Regions from separate parts of the Homo sapiens genome. Here all the other regions are linked to region 1. Evidence: chromatin contacts called from ENCODE Hi-C or POLR2A ChIA-PET data. All regions are on one chromosome and are shown on one strand. The core of a region is the stretch at or near the end of the contact, and the rest is flanking DNA. Distances in the headings are between cores, read along the strand shown. Region 1 has its middle 25 kb from the start of TAF8. Region 2 overlaps USP49 (ubiquitin specific peptidase 49). Region 3 overlaps GUCA1ANB-GUCA1A (GUCA1ANB-GUCA1A readthrough).

Evidence for each region. A loop is a pair of places that touch in the nucleus more often than their neighbours do. ChIA-PET counts read pairs that join two places held with the same protein, here RNA polymerase II (POLR2A). Pooled maps may share reads with other maps.
Region 2: a pooled map shows a loop between it and region 1 (2.2-fold over the local background). The contact joins two enhancer-like sites. A Hi-C loop is called at or near these places in 1 of 168 maps with a recorded cell type or tissue (transverse colon) and 3 of 50 pooled maps. POLR2A ChIA-PET finds 5 or more read pairs at or near these places in 4 of 52 experiments (BJ, T-cell, WTC11 and 1 more).
Region 3: a loop to region 1 is called in a pooled map, with 2.7 times the contacts of the local background. The contact joins two enhancer-like sites. A Hi-C loop is called at or near these places in 2 of 50 pooled maps. POLR2A ChIA-PET finds 5 or more read pairs at or near these places in 2 of 52 experiments (CD8-positive, alpha-beta memory T cell and H1).

What each region holds. Positions count from the first base shown.
Region 1 is chr6:42,023,658-42,027,826 of GRCh38, forward strand. It overlaps a transcript of CCND3 not described here. Among named protein-coding and RNA genes, the nearest start is that of TAF8, 25 kb to the right of the region's middle. Within about 2 kb of position 1,919, at least 8 of the 41 ENCODE cell types and tissues checked have a DNase peak (open chromatin) inside an H3K27ac peak, as active enhancers do.
Region 2 is chr6:41,844,519-41,848,687 of GRCh38, forward strand. All of the region lies in intron 3 of USP49 (ubiquitin specific peptidase 49), which reads right to left. Among named protein-coding and RNA genes, the nearest start is that of USP49, 49 kb to the right of the region's middle. Within about 2 kb of position 2,238, at least 10 of the 41 ENCODE cell types and tissues checked have a DNase peak (open chromatin) inside an H3K27ac peak, as active enhancers do.
Region 3 is chr6:42,165,346-42,169,514 of GRCh38, forward strand. The region is part of intron 1 of GUCA1ANB-GUCA1A (GUCA1ANB-GUCA1A readthrough); the gene reads left to right. Among named protein-coding and RNA genes, the nearest start is that of GUCA1A, 5.9 kb to the right of the region's middle. RefSeq lists an enhancer at 394-1,361. Within about 2 kb of position 1,251, at least 4 of the 41 ENCODE cell types and tissues checked have a DNase peak (open chromatin) inside an H3K27ac peak, as active enhancers do.

The DNA.
Region 1 (4,169 bases), core at 669-3,168:
TTGGGTACCTGTGAATGCCAGTCTGTATCTACTCATCCATCCGCCATCTATCATCTATTAAACACTAAGTACAAAATCCAACACTAAAAGCAAAAAATACAGGATGCAAGCAGGGTCCTGACCCTGTCACTGACCATCTTAACTGTACAATGGGGGAATCTGTACGTTAAGACTGACTCTGAAGGTTTTATTATTTTATTTGGCTTAGATATCCCTAGGTTGATATACTAGCATTGGGGCCTAAAAGTTTTGCCAGTGTTTACATCAGGCAAACACCTGTGTCACAATAACAGCCTAATACATACACTTATTAGGGCCAGGCACTGTTCTGAGTGCTGTACGTGCATAAAGCCTCCTAACAACTCATGTAATCCTCCTAATAGCCCTGTAAGGTGGATACTATTATTATCTCCAACTTACAGATAAGGGCACTGAGGCACAGAGAGGTTAAGAATGCACCCCATGGCTGGGTGCGGTGGCTCACACCTGTAATCCCAGCACTTTGGGAGGCCGAGGCAGGTGGATCACGAGGTCAGGAGATGGAGACCATCCTGGCTAACATGGTGAAATCCCGTCCCTACTAAATATACAAAAAATTAGCCAGGCATGTTGGCGGGCACCTGTAGTCTCAGCTACTTGGGAGGCTAAGGCAGGAGAATGGCATGAACCCAGGAGGCGGAGCTTGTAGTGAGCGGAGATCACGCCACTGCATTGCAGCCTGGGTGACAGAGCAAGACTCAGTCTCAAAAAAAAAAAATAATAATAATTCACCCTGATAACACAGCTGGTGTGTGGAAGAGGCAGAGGGGTTTATGCGCCTCCAGTGACATGGAAGGAGAACCTGCATCTTGTGAGGATCTCAGTCCACCCTCAGTGATGAGGAGGGTCCCTCTCCTTAGCCATGCCACTGGCACTGTTCAGTAGCAGGAAAGCATGAAGTGACATTGCGAGGCTGGGGCCACTCAGAAGTCCAGGCAAGCAGGGCAGGCATGGTGGCTCACGCTTGTAATTCCACCATTTTGGGAGGCTGAGACAGGTGAATCACCTGAGGGTAGGAGTTTGACACCAGCCTGGCCAACATGGTGAAACCCTGTCTCTACTAAAAATACAAAATTAAGGGGCCGGGCGCAGTGGCTCATGCCTGTAATCCCAGCACTTTGGGAGGCTGAGGAGGGCAGATCACCTGAGGTCAGGAGTTCGAGACCAGCCTGACTAATAGAGAGAAACCCCGTCTCTCCTAAAAATACAAAATTAGCCCAGTGTGGTGGTGCACACCTGTAATCCTAGCTACGTGGGAGGCTGAGGCAGGAGAATCGCTCGAACCCAGGAGGTGGAGGTTGCAGTGAGACGAGATCATGCCACTGCACTCCAGCTTGGGTGACAAAGTGAGACTCCATCTCAAAAAATAAAGTCAAATAAAATAAAATAAAAAAGAAATCCAGGGAGGAAAGCAGGGCCTGCATGAGGCCATGCCTTGGGGAATAAAGTGAGAGTGACCCATGCACGCAGGCAGACAGAAGGTCTGGGATCTAACTGTGAGAGGAAACAGGGAGCCTGACAGCTCTCCGAGCAGGCCAGGGCAGGGGGACCTCTCTTCCAGCAAGGCCAAGAGGGGCCCAGGAAGCCAAGCCCCAGGGAGAAGTCTGAGAGACCAAGGCCTCACAGAGGAAGTGTCTCCACAGAGATTTCCAATTGCCACGCCACCTTCTTTCCTGGAGCAAAGAGGTGCAGTTGGTGAACTAGGGCCACGGGTAATGGGAAGAATGGGAAGGAGAGATCCCATCCAACCTGGAACACTGGAGGGACAGCTAGAGTTGGAGGAGGGGTGAGTGAAGACATCTCCCCTCAGCTCACAGAAGAAGTCACACACCTCACCAAACTGAGAAAAATCAGATTCCACGCCTGGTGTGAGAGGGAAGTGAAACCGCACCTCCAATGCTCCACTGCCCTCCCCTCCGGCACTCTGGCCCATCCTGCACCCCGGCCGCCCCACGATGGCGGGCTCAGAGGTGAGGGCCTATCAGATGCATTCATGGGCTCCCTTAGGGCCTTTTGGGCTCTGAGTCACAAGGGTGGCTCTCTCAGAGCTGTGATGGCCTGGTCTCTCCTCCCCAGGGAGGCAGAAAGGGAACCAGGGAAAACAAGGCTTATAAGCTACAGAGGTAAGGGACTGTGCCCATCTTGTTCTTTCCTTTTTCACACACACGGAACATGGTACCCGGTGTATCCATGGTAAGCACTTAATAAACAGACACTGAGCGGATGAGTGAATTAATGAGTGAGTGAATGAATGAGTCAGCACTGGACCCACAAGGCTGCCTGTCAGCCTCTAGCCACATGGAGATTCCCACCTCCAGAGAAGAGCTCTACTACGTATGTTCCCCAAACTCCCTGTCAGCTAAATGTGACCTGTGACCAACTGGTGATCAAAGGGATAAGCTATCTGTCAATTGTTAGGTCTCGTTTGAAAATAAACCTCTTTTTCCCCTATTTTTGACAAACCTTGACCTCCCTGCCTCGACCCTGCTCACATTACATTTGACCTTCTCAACGACCTCTCTAAGGGATGGAGACATGACCCTCCTCTACCTCATCAGAGAACAGCACAGACCCTCTCCCCCCGCCGCCCCCCTGCCAAGGGGAAAATATGGTGCTCCTCAATGAACCTCACCCTGATCCTACAGGGTGCTCCTGGAAGAAGGGCTCCATGATGACCTCCAAGGGGCCTCTGGTCAAGGCGAAGGAGAATCAGACCCTCCACCTTTGACCAGAGGGGAGGGAGTCCAGCGTGAGGGCATTAGCCAAGGGGGTTCTGGTCCCTCTGCTCTAGGCCCCTCACAAAAAGAAGTCCAGCTGGGAACATTTTTCTCCCAGCAGGTCCCCATAGGAAAGCCATCCTCACCCACATGACACAGGCTCCCCATACCCTTCTCATCTAGATCTCATGGCAAAGATTGCCAACTGTCCCCTAAAATCCACTTTCCCTTCTTGTACCTTTGGTACTAGAAGCTCCACTATGTATGTTCCCCAAACTCCCTGTCAGCTAAGTGTGGCATGTGATCAGCTGGTGACCAAAGGGATGTCATCTGGCAACTTTGAGGTCATGCTCTGAAAAGGAAGGGCAGTGCCTTTTCTTTCTCGTCACTTTCCTCCCTCCCCACTGGCTGGCTGACGGACCCAGCAGCCATGGTGGGATGCCATCTCCCACACGCAAGGGCACAGGAGGGGCTTGGGCCCTCAACACCACCAAGGGGTCAGATCACCCACCCGGATCTGTATGGGAGAAATTTCCATTTTGCTAAGCCACTCTTGTTGGAGTCTGTGTTACAGCAGCCTAACCTCCCCTAGTTCCTATCCCAGCCCATTCTTTGGTGCCAAGATGCTGATGGGTAAAGGCGTGAAAAAGGGGCCTTGTCCTCATCCATGTCTCCAGCCCTTCACCTCCATCAGGTCAGCTTCCCAAGTGTCTGAGTGCCTTCCAGGTGGTTAAGACACCACTAGGCCGGGCGCGGTGGCTCATGCCTGTAATCCCAGCACTTTGGGAGGCCGAGACGGGCAGATCACGAGGTCAGGGGATCGAGACCATCCTGGCTAACACGGTGAAACCCCATCTCTACTAAAAATACAAAAAAATTAGGCAGGCTTGGTGGCAGGCGCCTATAGTCCCAGCTACTCGGTAGGCTGAGGCAGGAGAATGGCGTGAACGCGGGAGGCAGAGCTTGCAGCGAGCCGAGATCGCGCCACTGCACTCCAGCCTGAGTGAGAGAGCGAGGCTCCATCTCAAAAAAAAAAAAAAAAAAGACACCCGACTCCACCCCCACCTAATGCCAAATGAGGTTGGAGGTGAATGTCTCTCTCACCATACCCAATTTATTCCTCCCTCGAACTGACCATTTCTCAATTGCGTATCTCCTTCCCTGCTCAGGAAACCACTGTACTCAGGCCAACCCAACCCATGGGGAAGGTGGTAAGGAGGGCAGAAAGTGTGTGGGCTTAACACCAGAGCCCAAATCTCCTCCTCACTGCTCACCAGCTGTGTAACCCTGGACAGATCTCTTAGCCTCTCTAAGCCTCAGTTTTTTTTGTTTGTTTGTTTGTTTGTTTTTGAGACAAGAGTTTTGCTCTTGTTGTCCAGGCTGGAGGGCAATGGCTCAATCTCAGCTCACGGC
Region 2 (4,169 bases), core at 988-3,487, 180 kb before region 1:
TGGCCAGGCTGGTCTCAAACTCCTGACCTCATGATCCGCCTGTCTTGGCCTCCCAAAGTGCTGGAATTACAGGCGTGAGCCACCGCACCCGGCCAATGATGGTTTTGATCAATTTCATCAAAAGACTTGCGTTATCCATCATGGTATTCCAGAAGACCACAGTTATAAAGCTGGGTACACACAATTACCAACTACAGTGATATCCATTTATACATTTCATTTTTTGACCTATTTCTTTATGAATTATGGTTCATCTGCTCATAACCGCTGTATCTGTATAACTACTGTTAATATACGTGAGTGGGTTTATGCTTGCAAAAATATTACCTATTTTATTGCGTAAAGTAGCTTATGAAGATTTCTGGGGTTTTTTGTTTGTTTTGGTTTTGTTTTGTGTTTTGAGATGGAGTCTCACTCTGTCGCCCAAGCTGGAGTGCAATGGCACAATCTCGGCTCACTGCAACCTCTGCCTCCCAGGTTCAAGCGATTCTCCTGCCTCAGCCTCCTGAGTAGCTGGGATTACAGGCACACGCCACTACGCCCGGCTAATTTTTGTATTTTTAGTAGAGACGCTGTTTCACCATGTTGGTCAGGCTGGTCTCGAACTCCTGACCTCAAATGATCCACCCGCCTCAGCCTCCCAAAGTGCTGGGATAAGAGGTGTGAGCCACCGCGCACAGGCTTTCTGTTACGTTTTTACATGTTTCTCAAATAAATTCCTTTAAAAAATGTAAATAGGCCAGGTGTGGTGGCTCACCCATGTACTCCCAGCACTTTGGGAGGCCGAGGCAGGCAGATCACCTCAGGTCGCAGTTTGAGACCAGCCTGACAAACCCTGTCTCTACTAAAAATATAAAATTAGCCGGGTATGGTGGCGCACACCTGTGGCTACTCGGGAGGCTGAGGCAGGAGAATCGCTTGAACCCAGGAGGCGGAGGTTGTGGTAAGCTGAGATGGCGCCATTGCACTCCAGCCTGGGCAACAAGAGCAAAACTCCATCTCAAAAAAAAAAAGGTAAATAAGCTGGGCATGGTGGTATGTGCCTGTAGTCCCAGCTACTTGGGAGGCAGAGTCAGGAGGCTCATTTGAGCCCAGGAGTTTGGGGCTGTAGTGCATTATGATCACACCTGAGAATAGCCACTGCATTCCAGCCTGGGCAACACAGTGAGACCCTGTCTCTAAAAATAAAATAAACAAAAAGTAAGTAAATGTCCTTTAAATAATTTTTTAAATATTTTTTTTTTCCAGAACTACATTTTCAGGATTTTTATCTTTCAAGATTGTGATTTTGGGGATTTTAGACTTTAGGGGATTTTGATCTTTTGAGATTTTAACATGCAGGATTGTTTCTTTGGGGATTATGGCATAAACCCCTCACTTATTATAGTCTACCAAATATTGATAGTTTTAATTTATAAATCTTGTCTTCGCAGCCAAAAGGTAAGTTATTTCAGGGCAGCTACCATTTCCTCATATCTCCAATGCTTAATAAAATGCTTTAAAAATAAAAATCATGGCCAGGCACGGTGGCTCACACCTGTAATCCCAGCACTTTGGGAGGCCAAGGCAGGTGGATCACTTGAGGTCAGGAGGTCGAGAGCAGCTGGACCAACATGGTGAAACCCCTCCTTTACTAAAAATACAAAAATCATCCAGGCATGGTAGCCTGCACCTGTTAATCCCAGCTACTTGGGAGGCTGAGGCAGGAGAAGCACTTGAACCCGGGAGGTGGAGGTTGCAGTGAGCCAAGATCGCGCCACTGCACTCCAGCCTGGGTGACAGAGTGAGACTCTGTCTGAAAAAAATAATAAAAATAAAATGAAAATCATTAGAGGAGTGATATCAACAAGATGGTAGACTAGAAAGCAACAGATCCTTCCCCAACAGAGACACAGAGAAGTCAGGTACTGTGCATTTTTCACTATATTTCCAGAGCCAACAATATGGCCAAATAGATATTCAGATTATTTACTGAACAAATGAATGAGTGAGAGGCAGTGTGGAGGCCCTTCCTAGAGAGGAACAATATGAGCAAAGTCAAGAGAGCAAGAGTGTGTTTAGTGTGTTAACAACAATATATGGACCAGAATACCTTTGTGAGAGCTCTGAAGAAGAGCTGAGAAGCTACAGCACCAGGCCACTGTAAAACCAAAAGGAGATTACAGCAAAAGGGTTAGGAAATTTCAGTGTTTGGCATGTCCTTTCATGTCCTTCTTCCTATGTAGCATAGCACAGAGCAAGTTGGAGGAAACCCCCCCCATACTGGGTCTACTCCTTGGACAGAAACAAAAGAGTTGACCGTGTGTCCAACATTCTGGCTTGTCTGGGGCTTCCTGAGAGACTGATTTCTATCTCATATGACTCAGAATACTGACTGGACAGGTTCCAGAGTACAGAAGACACTGAAAACAGAGGAGAGCAGGATGTTAGCACTGAAGTTCCATAGGCAGACATCAGGGGGAGCAAGAGGTCAGAAAAAGGTTGAGAGATCCTGGAAACAACAACCAGGATAATTGGTAAAGGTCTTCCTCTGCAAAGTCACTAGACAAAGACTTGGACAGATGGTTGTTTGTTTTAAGTGCTTAAAGCCCAGCAAGAGATTATAAGGCATACAAATAAACAGGGCAATATGGCTGAATTAAAGGAATAAAATATAACTCCAGAAACAGGCCCTAAAGAAATGCAGATCTGTGAGCTGCCTGACAAAGAATTTAAAATAACTGTTATAGATGCTCAATGAGCTAGAACACAGATACAAAACTAAATGAAATGAAGAAAACAATCCATGACCAAAAAGATAAACAATGAAAAAGATCCAAACAGAAATTCTGGACCTTGAAAAATTCAATAACTGAACTGAAAAATTTATTAGAGGGGTTCAATAGCAGGTTTAATCAGGCAAAAGAAAGTAGAGTCAGCCGGGTGCAGTGGCTCACACCTGTAATCTAGCACTTTAGGAGGCCGAGGCAGGTGGATCACGAGGTCAAGAGGTTGAGACCATCCTGGCCAAAATGGTGAAACCCCGTTTCTACTAAAAATACAAAAATTAGCTGGGCATGGTGGTGAGCACCTGTAGTCCCAGCTACTCAGGAGGCTGAGGCAGGAGGATCACTTGAACCCAGGAGGCGGAGGTTGCAGTGAGCCAAGATCGTGCCACTACACTCCAGCCTGGCAACAGAGCGAGACTCTGTCTCAAAAAAAAAAAAGTAGAGTCACAGGAGCAAAAAGGAAACAGATTGGCAAAGAGCACATAAAGAACTTATAGGGCACGATCAGGACAACACATTCTGAAATGCACATTATGAAAACTCAGAAGAGGGAGAGACAAAGTGGCAGAGAGCTTCTTTGAAGAAATAACAGCTGCAAGCTTCCCAAATCTAAGGAGATAAATGGATATGCACATTAAAGAACCTCAAAGGACTTCAACAAGGATAAATCTAGAGAGGATCATAAAGACACATTATAATTAAATTATCTAAAGTCAAAGGCAGAGAACATATTCAAAGCAGCAAAAGAAAATCGATTCATCACATACAAGGGAGTTTCCATTCCCAGATTTACCAGCAGAAACTCCAAAGAAGTAGTTTTCTGTATGTGAATGAAGTTTTTAACAATTTAAAACAGAATGCTGTAACTTTAAAGATGATTTATGCAATCACAACAATAAACACAAATAAAGTATCTATAGAATATATATAATAGGAAATGAGAAGAGAATCAACATACATCGCTACAAAAAAAATCAACAAAACACGAAAAAGGCAGTAAAAAAGAAGGGACAAAAAAGCTACAAAATATACCAAAAACAATTAACAAAATGGCAATAGTAAATCCTTCCCTCCCTATTGGTAGCCTATGTTTTGTTTTAGATAGGCTCGCACGCTGTTACCCAGGCTACAGTGCAGTGGCACTATCATGGTTCAGTGCAGCCTCGACCTCCTGGGCTCAAGCAATCCTCCTGCCTCAGCCTCCTGGGTAGCTGGGACTATGGGTGCATGCCACAACATCTGGCTAATTAAAAATATATATATATTTTTTGGAGAAATAGGGTCTTCCCTGGCCGGGTGCAGTGGCTCACACCTGTAATCCCCGCACTTTGGGAGGCCAAGGCACACGGATCATAAGGTCAGGAGATTGACACCATCCTGGCTAACATGAAACCCCATCTC
Region 3 (4,169 bases), core at 1-2,500, 140 kb after region 1:
AGACTAGCGGCTCTCTGGCCCAAATCTCCAGAAGAACCTTCAATCAGGGTCAGGAGGGGACTGATGCCGGGAGATGCCTGTTCTGCTGCCTTGCGGAGGGCATCGGAGAAGCTAAGTGTTCCTTATGCAAACTTTGGCCAGCCCTATTTTCTGCTCCACCTGTGCTGCATCCCAGCCTTCAGGGGCACCTGGTATCTCTGCCTCCCTATTCCTGCAGCAGGAATAGGTTTGTCCCGAGCTCCGCAGGCTCCTCCTCTTTGAAAGCATTTAGGTTTCGACTTTCTCCACTCTCATAAGAAAGACAGTTACCACTTGTCCATCTGTCTTGTTTTCCAAAATTTTATTAGAACCCCTGTATCTGCTGTCTTTTTTCCTCTTTTCTTTTCTTTCTTTCTTTTCTTTTTTCTTTTTTTGAGATAAGAGTTTCACTCTTGTTGCCCAGTCTGGAGTCCAATGGCGGGATCTCAGCTCACCACAACTTCCACCTCCCGGGTTCAAGCGATTCTCCTGCCTCAGCCTCCCGAGTAGCTGGGATTACAGGCATGGGCCGCCATGCCCTGCTAATTTTGTATTTTTAGTAGAGACGGGGTTTCTCCATGTTGGTCAGGCTGGTCTTGAACTCCTGACCTCAGGTGATCCACCTGCCTCGGCCTCCCAAAGTGCTGGGATTACAGGCGTGAGCCACTGTGCCCAGCCCCTTTTTCCTTTTTTGAGACGGAGTTTTGCTCTTGTTGCCCAGGCTGGAGTGCAATGGTGCAATCTTGGCTCACCATAACCTCCTCCTCCCAGGTTCAAGCGATTCTCCTGCCTCAGCCTCCCGGGTAGCTGGGATTACAGGAATGTACCACCATGCCCGGCTAATTTTTGTATTTTTAGTAGAGACGGGGTTTCTCCATGTTGGACAGGCTGGTCTTGAACTCCCGACCTCAGGTGATCCGCCCGCCTCGGCCTCACAAAGCGCTGGGATTACAGGCGTTAGCCACTGCGCCCGGCCTCCTTTTGTCTTTAAAACATGCATTTATTCATATTTTAGTGGGATTTTGAAAAGAAGCAGAGATAAGTGGAAGTTTTCAGTCTATGTATAACTAGAAGTCTTGCTCATTCAATCAGTCAGTCACCCAACAGACCCTGTGGGCTGTGTCCTTAAGATGCAAAGATATTAACAGGAACCGTCCCTTCCCTTCCAGATCCTATAGCCTGTGTAGGGTGAGGGGCAGGATCCCCATGAGGCGTCTTCACTCCCACAACAAACGCCTCCTCCCCTACCCTGGAGAATGGGCTCCCTCTTGAGGTTCACCTTGGTAATGCAGCCTCCATGGACGCCCTTAGAAACCCTTTAAAGAAACCGGCCAAGGTACCACCTTGTTTTGAGTGAGATAGGCCCAGGAGGCAACTGAACCTGTGCTCAGGGTCCTTCTGTGTTTCTGTGGAGTAGAGGGGCAAGCAGGCAGCCTTAGGGGGGGATTAGTCTGGCCTGGATCACTGCCCCTCCTGTCTCTTCCTGGTTTGTCTTCCTACCTCTCTGCAGCTGCCCCATCCTCCCTCCCCTCGGCCCCATTCCGCCAGGTGGAGCCTCTTCCTCTGATCTGGCTTCTGTCCCAGGAGGGATTCCTGCAGGCAGAGCAGCCAGGGAAGGCAGGAATCCTCCCTGTGTATGCTGTGTGACCTGTACTCTGGCCCTCTGTGCCCTAACGCATACCTTGTGCATACTGCTTCCTTGGGGCCTTGGTGTTGATCTCAGTCCTCCTTGCCTTGGCATCCCTGTCTCAGGGGATTCCATTCCCACCCTGGGCTGGAGACAAGGGGTGGGGGCCCTCCTCCCTCAAAGGGAGCAAGCTCTCTGTCAATGGAATTGTTGGGCAGAGGGCCACAAGGGGAGGACTGAGGGAGATGGCGCTGGAGTGAGGGGCTCGTGGGGTCCCCCTGGCTCTATCCAGCCCTTCTGCAGGGTGTGAAGGCTTAGGAGAAAAGCATGATGATGAGGTGGGAAAACTTTGGTACCACCACTAAAGTGCTCGTGAACCTGAGCAGGTGATTTAAATTTTCTGCCCCAAGCCCCTTTTGTCTCACATGGCAATAATAATACCCACCCCACAGGACTTGTGCACCTATTCAACAAGCATAGTTTCATCCAATTTTAGCTTTTTGAGAATTCTTTCTTTCTTTCTTTCTTTTTTTTTGAGACAGTCTCGCTCTGTCGCCCAGGCTGGAGTGCAGTGGTGCGATCTCGGCTCACTGCAAGCTCCGCCTCCTGGGTTCACGTCATCCTCCTGCCTCAGCCTCCTGAGTAGCTGGGACTACGCCGCCAAGCCTGGCTAACTTTTTTTTTTTTTTTTTTTTGTATTTTTAGTAGAGACGGGGTTTCACCATGTTAGCCAGGATGGTCTTGATCTCCTGACCTTGTGATCCACCCATCTCGTCCTCCCAAAGTGCTGGGATTACAGGCGTGAGCCACCATACCTGGCAAGAATTTTTTTTGATTTGGAGCTTCACTCTTGTCACCCAGGCTGGAGTGCAATGGCACGATCTCGTCTCACTGCAACCTCTGCTTCCCAGGTTCAAGTGATTCTCCTGCCTCAGCCTCCAGAGTAGCTGGGACCACAGGCGTGCACCACTATGCCCGGCTTATTTTTGTATTTTTAGTAGAGACAGGGTTTCACCATGTTGGCCAGGCTAGTCTCGAACTCCTGACCTCAGATGATCCACCCGCCTCCGCCTCCCAAAGTGCTGGGATTACAGGTGTGAGCCACCCTGCCCGGCCTAAGAATTCTTTTCTTTTCTCTTTTATTTTCTTTTCTTTGACGAAGTTTCGCTCTTGTTGCCCAGACTGGAGCACAATGGCGCGATCTCGGCTCACTGCAGCCTCCGACTCCCAGGTTCAAACGATTCTCCTGCCTCAGCCTCTGGAGTAGCTGGGATTACAGGCACCCGCCACCACACCCGGCTAATTTTTGTATATTTAGTAGAGACGGGGTTTCACCATGTTGACCAGGCTCGTCTTGAACCCCCGACCTCAGATGATCCACCCTCCTCAGCCTCCCAAAGTGCTGGGATTACAGGCGTGAGCCACCGCGCCCGGCCCCAAGAATTCTTTCTTTAATCATATGTGCATGCATGCATGCACTCAATATTTTACTGGGCTCAAGCCCGTCAGTCAAATATTACTCTCAAAACGGTAATTTAGGAGAGTTGATGTGGGGACTATTAACAGAGAGCTGGGCATAGTTAAGGGAATGGTGATGTACCCAGACAGTAGCGAGAGGGAAGCCCTTATCATGCCTGGCGGGGCAAAGGGAGGGAGCCATGATTACAGGAGCCCAGAGAGCTATGGCAGGAGCGGTGATTGAAGGTGGAAGGAAATAACCGCTGCCCCAACCCTGAGCTGGCAGGGAGGAGTGAGGACAACAAATGTCCCAGCTCTTCTCCCTCTCCACCCTCCAGTCTTCCTCCAGCTTCTCAGCAGATGAACCCAGCCTGAAACAAGAGGGCAGCAGAGTCTGGGTGATGCAGTCTGTAGGGTCAGTCTTTGGGGCTCAGAGCTGGAGGAGAAAGGGGGAGAATGAGTCGGGGCTGGGCAAACAGAACAACTAGCGCACGACAATGTGGAATGTGTGGTGCCAGGAGCTGGGGGCAGGCGAGACACAAATAACAGAATGGTCTCCACCCTCTGTGAGCTTGCTGGGTTCCTTAGAGCAGGCTGGCAAGAAGAGTTGCCTATATAATACTTCTGGAAAGAAATGAATGCTATGTCCGTGTTATTGTAGAAGAGTGAATGTCATAATAGACCCTAAGGTGACCCCAGTGATTTCTACCTCCTGTTGTTCCTACCTTTGTAAAATTCTCTCCCTTTGAGTGTGGGTGAGGCCCTTGACTTGATTCTAACCCATAGAATATGGCAAAGGTGATGGGACGTCTCTCTGTGGATTATGTTAGGTTATATAGACTTTAGCAGATTGCAGAGAGACTCTTCTCGCTGACTTGATGAAATAAGCAGCGTGGTGAGGAAGCTGGTGTAACAAGGAACAGAGGGCAGCCTCTATGACCTGAGTGTGTCCCCCAGGCAATGTCAAGTGAAAAGCCAGCTCCCTTGTCACATAGCCACAACAAAATGAGTTCTGCCAACAACCTGAATAAGTTGGAAGTGGATTCTTCCCCAGTTGAGCCTCCAG